3 separate regions of the Homo sapiens genome follow, and regions 1 and 2 are each linked to region 3. A link is an interaction called in ENCODE POLR2A ChIA-PET data of the cell type or tissue named here. Cell type or tissue: MCF 10A. All regions are shown on one strand. Links, peaks and the distances in the headings refer to the core of each region. The heading gives the core; the rest is flanking DNA.

Evidence for each region. Peaks named below come from ENCODE experiments on the same cell type or tissue, not always from the same donor. Only the 100,000 strongest peaks of a DNase experiment are listed, where the experiment ranks them.
Region 1: POLR2A ChIA-PET joins it to region 3 with 34 read pairs; 7 of 35 experiments call an interaction of 5 or more read pairs at or near these places.
Region 2: POLR2A ChIA-PET joins it to region 3 with 15 read pairs; 7 of 35 experiments call an interaction of 5 or more read pairs at or near these places.

The regions. Positions count from the first base shown.
Region 1 is chr3:31,966,898-31,972,327 of GRCh38, reverse strand. All of the region lies in intron 1 of OSBPL10 (oxysterol binding protein like 10), which reads left to right. Among named protein-coding and RNA genes, the nearest start is that of OSBPL10, 12 kb to the left of the region's middle. In MCF 10A, for the core only: no CTCF peak of the experiment used is centred there; a DNase peak (open chromatin) is centred at 3,187.
Region 2 is chr3:31,974,973-31,980,402 of GRCh38, reverse strand. All of the region lies in intron 1 of OSBPL10 (oxysterol binding protein like 10), which reads left to right. Among named protein-coding and RNA genes, the nearest start is that of OSBPL10, 3.6 kb to the left of the region's middle. RefSeq lists an enhancer at 1,006-1,055. In MCF 10A, for the core only: no CTCF peak of the experiment used is centred there; no DNase peak of the experiment used is centred there.
Region 3 is chr3:31,889,406-31,894,835 of GRCh38, reverse strand. All of the region lies in intron 1 of OSBPL10 (oxysterol binding protein like 10), which reads left to right. Among named protein-coding and RNA genes, the nearest start is that of OSBPL10, 89 kb to the left of the region's middle. In MCF 10A, for the core only: no CTCF peak of the experiment used is centred there; DNase peaks (open chromatin) are centred at 2,725, 3,555 and 3,995.

The DNA.
Region 1 (5,430 bases), core at 1,987-4,486, 77 kb before region 3:
AACTTCCACCTCCTGGGTTCAAGCGATTCTTCTGCCACAGCTTCCTGAGTAGCTGGAATTACAGGCGTCCGCCACCACACCCAGCTAATTTTTGTATTTTTAGTAGAGACGGGGTTTCATCATGTTGGCCAGGCTGGTCTTGATCTCCTGACCTCAGGTGATCCGCCCGCCTTGGCCTCCCGAAGTGCTGGGATTACAGGCGTGAGCCACTGTGCCCGGCCCAGAGTTGGGAAACTTTCTAAGCCCTGAGTGAGGTGGCAGCACCATCCCCCAAACATACTCCTCTTTGCTTGAAATTATGCCTGGTGGAATTTTTATACCCCAAATATTTTTGAGCGCTTTTTATGTATATGTCAAATGCCATGTGAGAAGCAGGAGACAGGAGGAAGAAGCACAGGCCCTACCTTAAGGAGCTGACAGTCCATAACAGAGGGGAGCAGACTTTTCTGTAAAGGGCCAGATAGTAAGTAGGTTAGACTTTGTGGGCTATACAGTCTTCATGGCAACTACCGAGTGCTCCTTTGTAAATAAGTGGATGTATCTGTGTTCTATAAAACTTTATTTATAAAAGCTGGCGGTGGGCTGATATAGCCTGTGAGATGTAGTTTGATCATCCTTTCCCTATAATTACACTTAGATTTCTTATGCAAGTAGTTGAGGCAGCCCAGTGTTGGGGCTAAGAGTGTAGTTTCTGAGGTCCAGTAGCCTGTTTTTAAATCCCAGCTCTACTCTTTGCCTTGGACAAGCTATTTGACCTTTATGTCGCAGTTTCTTTATCTGTAAAATGGGGATAATATGGTGTCTGTGTCATAGAGTTTTGGGGATCAACTGAGAAGCTGTGTATAAAGGGTTTAGGACAATGGGTGGCACATAGAAAGCACTCATTAGGGCCAGGTGCAGTGGCTCATGCCTGTAATCCCAGCACACTGGGAGGCCGAGGTGGGTGGATCACCTGAGGTCAGGAGTTCGAGACCAGCCTGGCCAACATGGCGAAACCCTGTCTCTACTAAAAATGCAACAATTAGCGGGCATGGTGGCATGCGCCCGTAATCCCAGCTACTTGGGAGGCTGAGACAGGAGAATCGCTTGAACCCAGAAGGCAGAGGTTGCAGTGAGCCAAGATTGTGCCACTGCACTCCAGCCTGGGCGACAGAGCAAGACTCCAGCTCAAAAAAAAAAAAAAAAAAAGAAAAAAGAAAAAAAAACAGAAAAAAAAAACCAACTCATTAGATGCAGCAGTACAGGTGGTGAGTGCTACTGCAGAGGAAGCACCTGGGAGTGGGAGCAGCTGCTCCACTTGGGAATAAAGGGCAGAAGTCGCAGGTGGAGGAAGACCTTCTAGAATGTTGAAGAGAAGAGTTCATCATGCAGACAAAGGCTTCAGCAGGGCGTCCCTGGTAGAAGGCTCTGTGAGTACAAATGTTTGGAGGCATGAAAGGAGATAGGTTTAGTATGGCTGGAATGCAGGTTGTATGTGGAGTGTGGCCAGAGATGAGACTGTAAAAGACAGACTAGGCTAAAAAAAGGCTACTTTCTGAAGAAGCTCTTAAGCCGCTGAGACCACAGATCACAAAATGTCTGTGTTACCACAAGGGGAACGCTGGCCCTGTGTATTTGTGGGTCCACGAAGCATCAGACACTTTACGTATATTATCCAATTTAATCTTTAAAATGAGATGGAGGTGGGTGTTGCAAAGCTATCCATTCTCCCCTTTTCCTGTAGCTATAGACCCCAGTTTTTAGCTGGATGCATGGCTGTCAAAAATAAAACTGTATTTTCATCCCTCCCCCTCCTTGCAACTAGGATGGTGATGAGATTATAATCTGGATGTAAGCGCAGAGTTGTCACATAGTAATTTCCTGGAACCTTCTTTGTACTCTTCTTACCTTTTCCTTTCCTGTTGGAATATAGACATGCTGGCCAAAACTAGAATATGGAAATGATGGCTGGAATTTCAGCAGCCGTCTTGAACCTCGAGGTGACTGGGATGAAGGCCATGGAGACAGAAGAAATCTGGCCTCAGAGGACTTTGTGGATCAAAGCCACCTCATAAATCCTAGCTGCAACCTCTGGAATTTTCCTTGTGGGGAGGGGGAGGAATATGCTTCTTTTGCAAGCCCCGAGTCTCAGTCAGATCTAACCCTAATTGATGCAGGTAGAATCGCAGTTTTACAGGTGAAGATGTTGAGGCCTAGAGTGACATAGACTGCACAGTTAATAAATTGTGGAGCACGGAATTTTCGGACTTCAAAGTGTGTTTTCTTTTTCTCTGGAAAGAACTTGGTCTCCTACCCCTTCATTTTATAGATGAGATTACTGAGGGCTTTGGCTTAGGGTAAACTAGGACCAGCTAATTCCACTGCAAGATAATCATTTCCTGCCCCGCGCCCCCCACCCCCGCATACTCTTTCTCTCCATGGCCTTTCCAAAGAAGAGGCCTCGTGTTTTTTTTTTTTCTTTTTTTGTTTTTTTGAGACGGAGTCTCGCTTTGTCGCCCAGGCTGGAGTGCAGTGGTGCGATCTCGGCTCAATGCAACCTCCGCCTCCCAGGTTCAAGCTATTCTCCTGCCTTAGCCTCCGGAGTAGCTGGGATTACAGGTGCCTGCCACCATGCCTGACTAATTTTTTGTATTTTTAGTAGAGACGAGGTTTCCACCATGTTGGCCAGGTTGACCTGGCCTCAAGTAATCAAGTAATCTGGCCTCAAGTAATCCGACCTCATTACGTGAACACCTGACCTCAACTAATCCACCCACCTCAGCCTCCCAAAGTAGTGCTAGGATTACAGGCGTGAGCCACCGTGCCCAGCGAAGCCCCGTGTTTTAACGAGTGATGTTGTAGCCCTCCTTTGGGCAGAATATCTTTCTGTGCATGGGTTGTGTTCGGTGGTTTTTCCTCTTCCAAAACCCTAACTGTTCCAGAGCTGTAAGTGTAGAGCTTTCTCTTTAGACAACCTTGCCAACTCTTGCCACCTCTGGGCTGGTCCTTAGGAATGACTTTCCTTGCCTGGCCTGTCCTTTCTCTGCCTGAGTGTTTAGGGGATGGATGAGGGGTTCCTTGGCCCTGTGATTATTTGTAAGTGCTGACAGATGTCTTGATTTATGCAGAGGCCTCCCAATTCATTAACCTCAGAGTGTGGACTTTGGCTGAAATAGGATCATGCGTTTGCGGAATGTACTTTGCTTTTGGGATTCTTGTGTGTCTGAGTTCCACCCTATTACTAATACCTTAACAATGGGCTTCTTGATCCCCTTGGCTAACCACACAGCACAGAACTTTTTTGTGTGTGTACTGCAGCAGACTCATTTAGTGGCCTCGTCTCTAAAAAGTTTAACAGAACAAAAACCCATTTGTGCTAGTACGTGCCGTTGAGAGAGCATTTGTCGTACATTCATTATATAGCATTTCATATTGATTCCTCTCTTTGCTCCAGCAAATTTCTTTGTGGTAATTTTTATTAGCTTGGCTAATGAGTGCCTTTTTCTTTTTATGAGAAGTCTGCAGCTGATACCTTGGCCCAAAGTACATCATAACACTATTATAGTTGTTTAGTTAATTTGGAATTTCCTGTAACTGGAATTTTTATGTCAAAGATCAGTTTACATGATTGCTTCGAAGTCAGCTAAAATTCAGGAAGATGGTCTTAAAAGCCAGAATGGCATGTTTTCTTTCTCATGTTGATTAATAGGATAGGCCATTTTTATGGGTTGAACGTAAAGGTATGCTTCAGAAAATCTTTGTATCAAAGAAAGTAGACCAAACTTGTATCTGGGAAATCAAGTTTAAGTCTGGGTAAAGTGTTTTTTTTTTTTTTTTCCCCTTCAAAATAGAAGCAAAGCATGACCTAACTTGGATGAAACTAAATTGCAGTGATTCATGTCATGGAATGGTCTGAATTTCTGTTTATCTGAAGGCTTGCTTCCTTTTCCTTTCCAGCATTGTAGTGTTATTGGTATTTTTGATATTTTTGTTTTGTTTCCTTTTTTGTTTTTGCTTCCTTTCTTAGTTTAAGACTTTGAATTCTTTTGTGTAACAACTGCATGTAACTTGTGATCCGATTTTTTTTTCTATAAATGACATGATTGACAACATTTGTATAAAGTCTACAGATTTGATAATAGTACTGTATCCATGTCAAGTATTTATTTTAACATTTACGCACTGAAGTATTTAAGGGTAAAGGGGCATTATGTTGGCTATTTACAGAAAGAAATACACACAGAAAGAAAAAATAATAAAGCAACTGTGGTAAAATGTTAATAGTTCTTTAATAGTAAATACTTATTTGTATTATTTGTGTAACTTCTCTGTAAATTTGAAATTATATTGAAAGATTAACAAAAATTCACTTGACCTATTCAAAACAAAAACCTTGGGGTGTGCACTATATACTTAATCACCGAATAGAGCATATATCTAATAAACATTATCCAATTTGCCTTAATTCTAGTCTTCTAATGTGGCCACTGAAGCATCCATTCTTGAAGCTTCATCCAGACTGGTTTAGAAGATGCCCAGGTGTGATAAAAATGATTGTTAGGCAATTCCAGAGATTAACTACAATGAAATTGCCTGAGTGTGTGAGTGCCTGTGAGCAAATAGGTAAAGCCAGCATATTTGCAGCTTATGAAAGGACCATTAAACCAAAGGTTTGGGAGATTTGTTTTTATCCTTTCACTGTTTTTATCCTTTCCCTATTAAGTTGTTTCATCGTAATATAAATGTCAACTGTCTCTTTCATTTATAAATGAGATGAAGTGGGAAACATTGCTTGTTTCCTCATTACTCCAACATAGGAAAATTATAATGAATTACCATTTATAAGCAACTTTTTTTTTTCATTTTTTTGAGACAGGGTGTTGCTCTGTTGTCCACGCTGGAGTGCAGTGGTGCAATCACAGCTCATTGTAGCCTCAACCTCCTGGGTTCAAGCGATCCTCCTGCCTCAGCCTCCCAAGTGGCTGGGGCTACTACAGGCCAGGGCAGGAGGATCGCTTGAGGCCAAGAGTTTGAGACCAGCCCTGGCAATGGCAAGCTCCCTGCAACGGTGAGACTCTACAAAAAATTACAAACAGAAAACAATCAAACAAAAAACCTGGAGTGGCATGAGCTCTCTGCATTCCTGTCCAGAGCTGGAAAGATGTCTCAGTGAGGGAATGGGATTTTTTTTTTCCTGACCTTGGTTTTGATGTGCAAGATTGATTTGGTTTGTCTTGCATTATCTCATGGAACATGTTATTTATGCTCAGAAGTAACAGCTTAAATCTTTGTTATTTGTGTAGTAAAATGTGTTTTAACCATTTATTAAAAAAAAAAAATCCCCTCAGAGATTGTCCATGAACTTGCTCATACTCACATGAAAGTTCCAGTTCCACATCCTTGTCAGCGCTTGGTATTATGATATTTTTAATTTTAGGCATTTTAGTAAAT
Region 2 (5,430 bases), core at 1,987-4,486, 85 kb before region 3:
CTGCCACTTGTCATCCTGGGCGACTGTGCATACTCCTGCCCCAGTTTGTGCCTTGCAGCCTCCGATGTTTGTAATGGAAGTTTTGTTTAAAAACAGAAAGAGGCCGGGCGCGGTGGCTCACCTCTGTAATCCCAGTACTTTGGGAGGCCGAGGCGGGCAGATCACGAAGTCAGGAGTTCGAGACCAGCCTCGCCAACATGGTGAAAACCCGTCTCTACTAAAAACAAAAAAAATTAGCCGGGCGTGGCGGCGCGCCTGTAATTCCAGCTACTCCGGAGGCTGAGGCAGGAGAATCGCTTGAACCCCGGAGGCAGAGGTTGCAGTGAGCCGAGATCGCGCCATTGCAATCTAGCCGGGGCGACAGTGCGAGACTCCGACTCAAAAAAAATAAATAAATAAAATAAAATAAAATAAAATAATAAAAAGAAAGAAAAAATACCCTCCCCCTTTTAATATTAGTAGCAATTTACATTATTATCATTATTTCCTCTTCAGGTCCCATTTGAAGTTTCCTGCTCACTTCCCCCTTGCAGTTGAGAAGCCTAGTTATGGACACGTGGAAGGATGGGGCTGTCGAGGAAAGGGGCTCAGGAGGCACTTGGAATGGTGGTAGTGTGTGTGATCTGCCATCGTGAGGAAGACAAGAACAGATGTGGCACTACTGTTTACTTTTTGTTTTTGTTTTTTTTTTCAATTTGTTTTCCAAAAACAAGCCAGAGGGAAATACAAGTGTCAGTGCGAGGAGAACAATGCTTTTTGGAGAGGTGGTTGGTGGGATATTTTGTCCTGCCTATTTAACAGTCTCCAGATCTTAATAGACTTGGGGCTCTTAAGGATGTTTGTGAGATTTGAATTATACCCTGGAAAGTTGCTTATCTCTGCTGCATGGACTATATTACTTGGTTATCTCTTCCTGTAGATTGTTTGGAAATGTTCAGATTTGCTTCCATCTGAAACATATCAGCCAGTTATCTGCACGAAACTCAACTTGGAGGAAGAGGTCTTTTGAAGTATGGAAACTGAGTTGTTTCTATATTGATATTCTACATATAGGACTTTCTGAGTCACCTGGGCTTCCTGGGAGATGTGTTACTATGTTAGTGGAAGTTGCACTTAACTTTTGAATCCTTTTATTTCTCAAAATAGTCCTAGTGTCTGCTGTTGCCTCTCCCTTCCCCTTTCAATTCGTGAAAGCTGAAAAAGAATAGGTAGAATGCGTAGGTAGAGGGAGATATGAGATGACTAAATCTGATTTCAGTTCTTGGTAATTATGTCTCGTTAATGGCAACTCAAGGTGCCTTGTCAGTAACAGCATTTTGTTGGTGTGTTGAGCAATCACTTAATGCTTTTTCTTCAAGTAGATTATGAGGCCAGCAAAGCTTTTACCCTGGATTACAGTTATTTTATTATTTACTTGCTGGGGAACAATATTTTACCTTGCAGTCTGTATTAAAGGATTTGTTATTTGGAGTGGATTTAGGAGGCATTGGAGTAACATTCTTTTGCATTATTTTAAACCCATTGTGGTGTTTAGATTGGAGGCAAGGTTGAGAAGAAGCACATTTAATGCCAATAATAATACCTACGTGATAGCAGGCTACCTAGGTGAAATGTGGTATTAAGTACACTCCTGAGCATGCTTAAGTGATGTCTCATCTTTATTGAGTTTGTTTACTGCAATTTATAGCTGTCTGCCTATGTTTGTTCTTACCACAGTAGACTCACCGTTTTCCAAGTCTACCACTGACTCCATAAGCATCGTCTGTAATTGTTAACATCTCAGTGTCAGGGTTTCTATTTCCCACATTTTGTTCTTTGAACGATGGCTGAGGGTCCATTAGTGGTTTGGAGAAGATTACGATGACTCTGTGCTTGCAAAATTCTCCCTTCTCTAGGGGTCTTATGAAGGGACAGATGGATTAGTGAAAAGGAAGAGAGAAGAGGATAAAAATAGAAACTTTGAAAATGTATTCATTTGTTCAATTATCTATTCACAGACTGTTTTATTGAGCACCTACTATGTGGCAGGAACTGTTCTAGGAGCTGGAGCTACCACCCTTCCCTGGTCCAGGGAAATGCCTTAGTACAAATAGTTAGCCAACTGATTCCTGCTGCCTTTCTTTCTGGGCCTCATAGCATCTTCCTTTGGCAGTTCTTTTCAAAGTGCCCACAGTTAATGACAAATCTATAGCAACCAAGTTCTTGGTTCATCCTCTCAGGCTGCTGTGCAATTGTAGTGCTCTTCACCAGCTCCCAGGACTTAATACCAATCACCCACTAACAGTTTGTACCCTGGTGTCCTCTTGCATGTTCTCAAGTTGCTGTAAAACTTATATTTTAACACTTGGCATCATATTCTGCCTTTATTTGTAGCCTCATCCTCATGCCCTTAGGAAGGCAGTTTGGGCCAGAACACAAAATAAACGACATAAAGAGAGGTCACAGAGAAGAACACTGTATGATGGGAACGTGCTCAACTCAGGAGAGTAAGTTCAGGACATTTGGCTCACACTCACTGGATGAGAATGTGAAATACTTAGAGTATGGGGAAAACATGCATTAAGGGCTTTCTGTCATTCATTATTATAGATATTTAAAGAAAATATTTCAGGCATAATAACATTGTATAGATTTACAGGATGGCACTGAAGAGTAAATACATTGATACAAATGAACAACAATAAAAAATCCAGAAAGTGGCAAGTGCTATGAAGGTTAAAAAAAGGTGATGAGATAAAGCAAGTATTTGCAGGAATAATTTTAAGTGTGAGTCTAGTGTTTTTACTGCTATTCACATTGTCACTTAGAGTACTCTCTTATTACCCATCTTATCACTCATACAGAGTGAACCATGGGGAGAGTAAACCTCGAGAACTTGAGGAGGCAGATGACCTAGCACCTAGTTGGCCAGGATTAGAATTTCAGACTGGGTTCTGGTGGCCCAGAAGGATTTTAGGAAGGGAAGTGACACTTATTAGGTCACTTTGGCTGCTGTGTAGAGATGAGATTTTCAAGGGGCCAAAGCATGAAGCAGGGAGACCAGTTAGGAGCCCATCTGAGTGGTCCAGGAAAGAGATGCTGGCGGCCTGGGCTGGGGGTTGGCAGAGAACTGGAGAGAAGGGATAGATCTGGTGTGGAGAGGATGGAAATCGCTGATGAATTTGATGTGGAGGTGAGAGAGGGGCAAGAATAACTCTTGATTTGTGGGCCTGAGAGGCTGGGAGGTTGAGACGTCCTTTGTGGAGATGAGGATCACAGGAGGGGAATGTGTTTGTGGGGAGGGTGAGGCTTGGCCAAGAGTTCTGTTTGGACTGTGTTCAGTTTGAGGTGCTTACCCCTAGTAAGAAACTGGCTGTATGAACTTTCATTTGCCCTAAGTCAAACTTTACTCTCAAACTAAAATGGAGCTATTTTGGAGTTGCTCATAATATCAAGTATTTGAGGAAATAATTTCTAATTGGATCTAGAAATTGTTATTTAAATATCTAAGGGTTGCCATTGCCATTCACTTTTTCTTATTTGGAGAAAAGAAGACACTGCGAACGTGGAACCAACCTTCAATTCTTTTTTTGGTGATTGGCAGGGTTGTAAGAACTCAATAAAATGCTGAATGACAACAAATCTTGACTAGGATTAAGGAAGACAAGGCTGGGTGCATTGGCTCACATCTGTAATCCCAGCACTTTGGGAGGCCGAGGTGGGAGGATTGCTTGAGCCCAGGAGTTCCAGACCAGCGTGGGAACCATGGTGAAACCCTGTCTCCACAAAATAAAAATATAAAAATTAGCCAGTGGTGGTGGCTTAGGCCTGTAGTCACTGCTGCTCAGGGGTCTGAGTTGGGAGGATTGCTTGAGCACAAGAGGTCAAGGCTGCAGTGAGCTATGATCACACCACTGGACTCCAGCCTGAGCAACAGAGCAAGACTCTGTCTCTAAAGTAGACATTTATTTGGGGAGGAAGAGTAGTGTGAACTTTGGATTCAAATCTTGACACCAACACTTAGCACACATGTGACCGTGGGCTAGCTCTTTAATTGCACTGGGCTTCTGTTTTTCTCTTCTGCTAAATGTGGGAAATGATGTTACTCTTTTCATTAGTTCAATGTGAAGATTAAATGAGATTATTGGTGTATAAGGGACTGAGAATAGTACATAGCAAGATACCAAGAAGTGGTAGCTATTATTAGATCTTCAATTTGTCTGTTTTTAAGTAGGCACTTTCTGGTCCATAAAATTCTTGGTTTTTATTCTGAGTGCTGTGGTTACCCTGGGACCACATTAACATAATTATCATAGAGTTCTTTGGGGAGAAGATGATTACTTCATTTTGAAGGGATCCTTTTAAAACTTGGCACCAAACATTTACAGCTCCCCTTCCCAGCCTCTAAATCCTATCTTCCTTTCCTATTTTATTTCTCTCCATATACCTTGCTATTATCTGACATGCTTTATATTTTACTTTTTTTGGTCTCTCCACACTAGAGTATAAGCTCCCTGAGGACAGATAATTTTGTTTGTCTTTGTTGCTGCTGTTATCTCCAGTGTTGAGAACAGGGTCTGGTATACAGTAAGGGTAGAGTAAGTATTGTCAAATGGATAAAAAAATGAATAAATGTCAGAGAGGGAAACCAGGGCTTAGTTCTATTTGAGCCAGTGTTAGCTATTATTAGTATCAGAAGTCTTGGTTCTGTACCTGCTTGTAACCTTGTCCTTGTGTTGCTGTGTTTATCATCTGTCCTGCTCTCTGCAAACAGTCTTTGGTTCTGGATCAGGGAGTATGACTCTTCCTGTGACGTGCCCACCCTGATTTAGGGCCCACCACAACTCACCCATTGGGGGCCATTAGTGACCAAATATCCAGGGCTTGCTTTTGACTCTATCTGGATTAACAACATACGTTGAGTGTTTAGTGTTTAGCCCCCAGCATTTTGGTGCCACTTATCCCAAATTAAAGCATCACTGGGGTATATATGAATTTTTAAAGCCACCTTGAAGGAAAATAAGTGTTTTTTTGAGTATCCCAATAATTTTAGAGGGAATTGGTGATACCAGGGTTGAAAATCACTGCTCTGGGTTTTGTATTCTTGTCCGCGTGTACATAGGAAATATCTGCATATCTTCCTGTGTAGTCTGCCAGAGTGTTTTGAGGCCGTGTGCTAAAATCCTTTAGGGACACTAACTAGTTTCATTGATGGTAATAATAAAAGGGATGGTTGCCTAGGTTACAAAACACTGTATAATATTGTTTATTCACTTATGGTTCAAAATACGTATTGAGCACCTGCTTCGTATTAACTACTCCCTGCAGAATCTGCCCTCCCCCTCCTTTGAAAGTGTGTGTATATTTGAGGAGATTCACACCAAAATGGTTTTCTTTGGTTGGTGGGATTATGGGTGATTTCCATTATCTTCTCTTGTCTGTTTTCCCAAG
Region 3 (5,430 bases), core at 1,570-4,069:
ATGTTGTGTCCGACTAAAAACTAGCGTTCTCTTGAGAGAGAAGGGAAATAGGTATTTAGTGGGTAGTAGTCTGTCTCTGCCACACCTGGTTTCAGACCGCTAATCAATCAGTGGCAGAGCTGAAATTCAGATCCTGGCTTCAACCCAATAATGTTTCCACTCCTCCCAGTAAAAATGGAATGAGGATGTTGGAAAATAGCTGGTGGATTTAGGCAATACGTGTTTGGAAGAGAAGTTCTTTTCCTTTCTCTTGGGCTTGCTGCATCAACAACAACAAAACAAAAACGGATTTGCTTGACAATAAATTAGGGCCATGGGAATCCATGAATCTAGAAATAAACAGATGAGTGTATGGTCACAAATAGGATGTTTCAGTTCTTACTGACACTTTGTCAGCATTTGACATGGTCACTCTGTCCTTTCTGTGCTTCTGGTTTTCCTCTCTGCCTTGTTTTCTCTGTTCTTTTCCCTGTTTAATGTTAGAATTCCTCAAGTCTTGGTCCCAGGCCCGTTCCTTCCTGCCTCCCCTTGTCCTCCTTGTTCCTCTTTCTGGGCAATCTCATCTATGCCTGTGGCCTCAATTTCTACTTATTTGCAGATGATTTGCAAATTCACATCTCCAACTCCGACCGCTCCTGGGCTCCAGATTCATCCATCCAACGGCTAAGTGACATTTCTTGGAGTAAGGTATTTCAAATGCAGCATTCCCAAAACTGAATTCCTGCCTCATCAAATCTTGTCAACTGAAACTCTGCCATCACCACCTTGGTCTAGGCTATTGCCAGGATCACTGTAGATATCACTTGTATTAAGGTATAATTTAAACATTATAAAATTCACTCATTGTAAGTATACAATTGAGTTACTTTTAGTAAATTTATATAGTTTTGTAACTATCACCACAATTCAGTTTGAGAATATTTCTAACACCAACATTTTTTTAAAAAAATAAAATAATCCCTGTAAGCAGTTTGCAGCTAATCCTGCTCCCACCCTTAGCCCCAGACAACCACTTATCTTTTTGTCTCTCTGTTTCCCTTTGCTGGACGTTTTATATAAATAGAATGATACAATTTGTAGTGTTTTTCATCTGGCTCCTTTAGCATAATGTTTTTGAGGTTCATCCATGTTGTACTTTTATTGCTGAATAGTATGCCATGGGATGGATATGCCACATTTTCTTTATCCATTCACCAGTTAACATTTAAATTATTTCCAGTTTCTGGCTACTATGAATAATACTGCTTTAACATTCGCATGTAAGTCTTTGGTGTAGACATTTGTTTTAATTTCTGTTTAGTAGATTCTTAGGAGTGAAACTGATGTGTTGTAGGTTAAGTTTATTTTCACAAGCAGATGTTCTATTTCACATTCCTACCAAGAGTGTGGAAAGGTTCCAGTTTCTCCATATCCTTACCATTTGTCATTGTCTTTTTAATTATAGCTGTTCTAGTGGGTGTGAACTGGAATCTCATTGTGGTTTTAATTTGCATTTTTCTAAAGACTAATCATGTGCATCTTTTCATGTATTTATTAACCATTCATGTATCTTCTTTGGTGAAATGTCTTCTTTGGTGAAATGAAATATTTTGCATTTCTTGAATGGGTTGCTTCTCTTAGTTTTGAGGTGTAAGGGTTCTTTGTATATTTTGCATGTATATACTTGGTATTTAGTCAAAGATTGGCCAGAGATTGTGCTTTAGCCAGAAAGGCTTTGACTCTGCCCCTCTATCTGCTTGTTAGGAGGGAGCACATTAACATTTCAGGCTGTTTCCGTGTCCTTCCTGGCTCTTACTTTTTATCGCTCTTCCCTGTGCCTGAGCATAGGCTCTGTTGACCAAGGATGTATGGGTGCCGTGGGCCTGCTCTGGTCTCTGCTGCAGTTGTGCTCAACCACCGGTTAACAGATACATGAAAAGTTTAGCCCCATGGTTTTCTCACCTCCTGAAATTCCCAATTAAATCCCTGGCTAGTCTGCTGGTCCGTGGCTTGCTCCAAACTGGGCAGCAACCTCAGGCCAGTGGAGCCCCTGGTCTTCCCACTGCATCTGCCTGCAATTGCCACTTTACCTGATGATGATCCGAATCATGTGAGCAATTGCCCTCACCCTCGCCCTCTCCCTCTCCCTCAGGCAGCAGAACCCTGCTGCCCCAGTCGAACTACCGGTCAGCATTGCTAGGAGGAGGCTGGGGACAGCCCAGGCATGATCCCCAAGCTCTGCTTGTTCTTATCAAAGTTTGGTCAGTTTCTACTGTTCTGAAATGGTTGCTTTTGACAGTTTTGTCCAGTTTTATAGTTGACTTTTTTGGGGAGAGAATGTGTTAGTCTCCCCAGTCGTCACGTTGAGAGAAAGCGAGTCTCTGCAGCCGCCTTTCTGCTCCCTCTGCTCCCACCTGGCTTCTTTCCTGGCCTTTCCCTACTTTGGAGCTAGAATTCTCTTTCTACAAAGTAGTTCTGGTTCTGTCCCTGCCGCTGGTTGATGTTAGGATAAAGTCCCGCCACGCCTTGTAGGCGCAGCATGGTTTGCATTGCCTACGTCTTTAGCCCCATCTGATAACACACATTCTTTCCTTCTCTTTGCTCCAAACACACTGGTTTTTCTCCATTCCCTCTCCCCACTCCGTCCTCAGGGCCATACACGTGCTCCTTCCTCTGCTTGGAACTCTCTCCTCTCCTCTTCCCCGAGTCCATTTCTTCACACCTCAGATCTCAGTTCCTCCGTCTCCAGACAGGCCCTAGTAAGTCAAATTCTACTAATTGACTCACTTCTATTACAACACACAATCACAGCCAGAGTTTGGCACTCATTTTAGTGAATATTTTATTCTCTGCTTCCCTCCCCCGTTAGAATAGGGGCTTTGTCACCCATACCACATGTATCCTTAGCACAATACCTGGCTCATAGCAGATAGTAAAAATTTTTCCGAAAACAAATGAGTGAATTCTTACAAATAAAACTTAGTTTGGGGACTTGGAGCTACCCTCTTCAAAACATTGTTGAGCTTTTATATGGATTCTCTTCTCTTTAACCATTACCTGAATAAACTTATCCAGAGTGCTTTATTCATATCACAGAACCTATGTACAGTTGACCACACTGACAGCTGAGTGTGAGCCCCTGCCAAATAATATTTCCGTGGCACTGGCACCCCCCAAAAATGGCAAACACAAGCTCTCAAGTTCTGTCTTGTTGGCATTGTAGTAAACTGCTGATACAATGCAATATGAGCATCAGCATCAGATCTGATTTACTGTCTGCATTTAGGAATGTGATATGAACATTTGGAAATTCTTGTTTTATAAGCAGGCAGACCTTTGGGCACAGAGACGGTGGGATGGACTGCAAGAGCGAATTAGCCAGCTTTTTGTTTTTGCAAATGTGGAAATCAAGTCTTAGAGTGGATAAAGAACTTGCCCGAGGTCACAAAAATGAAAACAAGTGGTTCCCAAAGTGTGGTCCTACCAGCAGCATCAGCATCACCTGGGAACTTGTTAGAAATCAAATTCTCCTGCTCCACCCAGACCTCCTGAATCATAAGCTCTGGGGGAGGGGCCCAGGAAGCTGTGTTTTAACCAACTTCCAGGTGATTCTGATGTGGGCAAAGTCTGAAAACCCCTGGCCTAGGGCATAATTAGGTCTCTGACTGCCGAATCACACTACCTTCCTCTATGCTTTGTTGCCCCTAGAGAAAAAGTAAAGGACACTTTGAATTCAGGGACGGTGGAATTTAGAGACTTAGTTGATGTTTAGGGAAAAAGCTGAGCCATGGGGCTTGTTGATGATTGGGTTTGCTTCTCCTGGCCTCCACAGGACAGCTCCCATCTCTCTTGCTCTTGGTGGGTACTAAACTGGGGTTGCTCACCCACTTTTACCCCAGGGCTTTAGCTAGTATCAGAATTTTTTCAGCGTGACTTTCAGGATGGGTGTGTTATAGTACAAAGCAGAGACGTGAATCAGGACTTAGCTCATTTCCAGGTAAGTTCCAACATCGTCAGTATCAAGAATAAGATATAATTTGTGAGCATTAAGACGCAGATTGGTATCGAAATTTTCACCTAAAGACACCAGAAACTCAAGAGTTAATAGTTCAGAGGGAAATGAGGCAATATTGTGAAAGCCTATATTAATTCTCATAAGACAGGTCTCAGTTCTTTCGGGCTTAAATCAACTAGTCTTTAAAAGCAGATCGAGTCTCATCATAGATCAAATCCAAGCTCAGTGCATCAAATCTTGAGTTAAAAGTTCACTTTGACTTATTCTGGTGCTTTATGAGGTCTCCAAAGCAGCAGCCTCTCAGGCTGGTGGCTCTTAATCTTGAGGTGCTTCACTCAGCCTGGCCCCTGGAGCCCCTCTGCTCAAGTGAGCACCTTCATAATGCCAGGTGATGATCCCATTATGCAGGAACTCGATGCCAGGTGATTTCAAACAATGTCTTTAAACCTTTCTCAAAAACACTTCCAGAGTGACAAAACCAAGAAATCCACTGTCTGGGCTGCTGTGATTTAGGAAAGCTGGGGTTTGGCTGTTTTTGACTAAGACAAAATGAGGTTGGCTAATGCTTAAATAACATTCATCTTGGTTATATGGGTGTGTGGGTGCTCAGGTGTTTGAATGAATGATTGAGAGAAATGCTTGGCATACCAGATGGAAAACAGGGTGATGAATAACGGAAGGTTTTATTTTGACTCTGATTTTGCACTGTTTTTTGTACTTGAGGGTGCTTCTGAATCACTTGGAAAACTTCTTGAAATTCACATTTCCGACTTCCTGACCTTCACAAAGATCCTCTAGGTGTAGGTTGAGAGTCAGAATCCACATTTTCAACAAGCTTTTCAACTGATTGAGAAGCAGAGAGCAACTGGACCAAACTTTAAGAAACATTATTTTTATTAAGTTTTAAATTGACACATAATTGTACATATTTATGGGCTACATAGTGATGTTTTGAGACATACAACATACCATGATCATATCAGGGTAATTAGCATATCCATCATCTCAAACATTTATCATTTCTTTGTGCTGGGAACATGCAATATCCTCCTCCGAGCTATTTGAAGCTATATATTATTCATTAGCATCATTGTATTGTGCTATAGAATGCTAGAAATCCTCCCGTCTAGCTATAAGTTTGTATCCTTTAACAAATCTCCTTCTATCCCTCCCTTCCCCCAACCCTTCCCAGCCCCTAGTATCCTCTATTCTACTTTTTATTTCTAGGAGGTCAATTTTTTTTTTTTAAGTTTCCATACATGAGTGAGAGAATATGTGGTGGTTAAATTTCTGTTCCTTGCTTATTTCACTTAACATAGTGTCCTTCAGTTCCATCTGTGTTGCTGAGAATGACAGGGTTTCATTCTTTTTTAAGGCTGAATAATGTTTCATTGTGTATATAGACCACATTTTCTTTATCCGTTCATCTGTTGTTG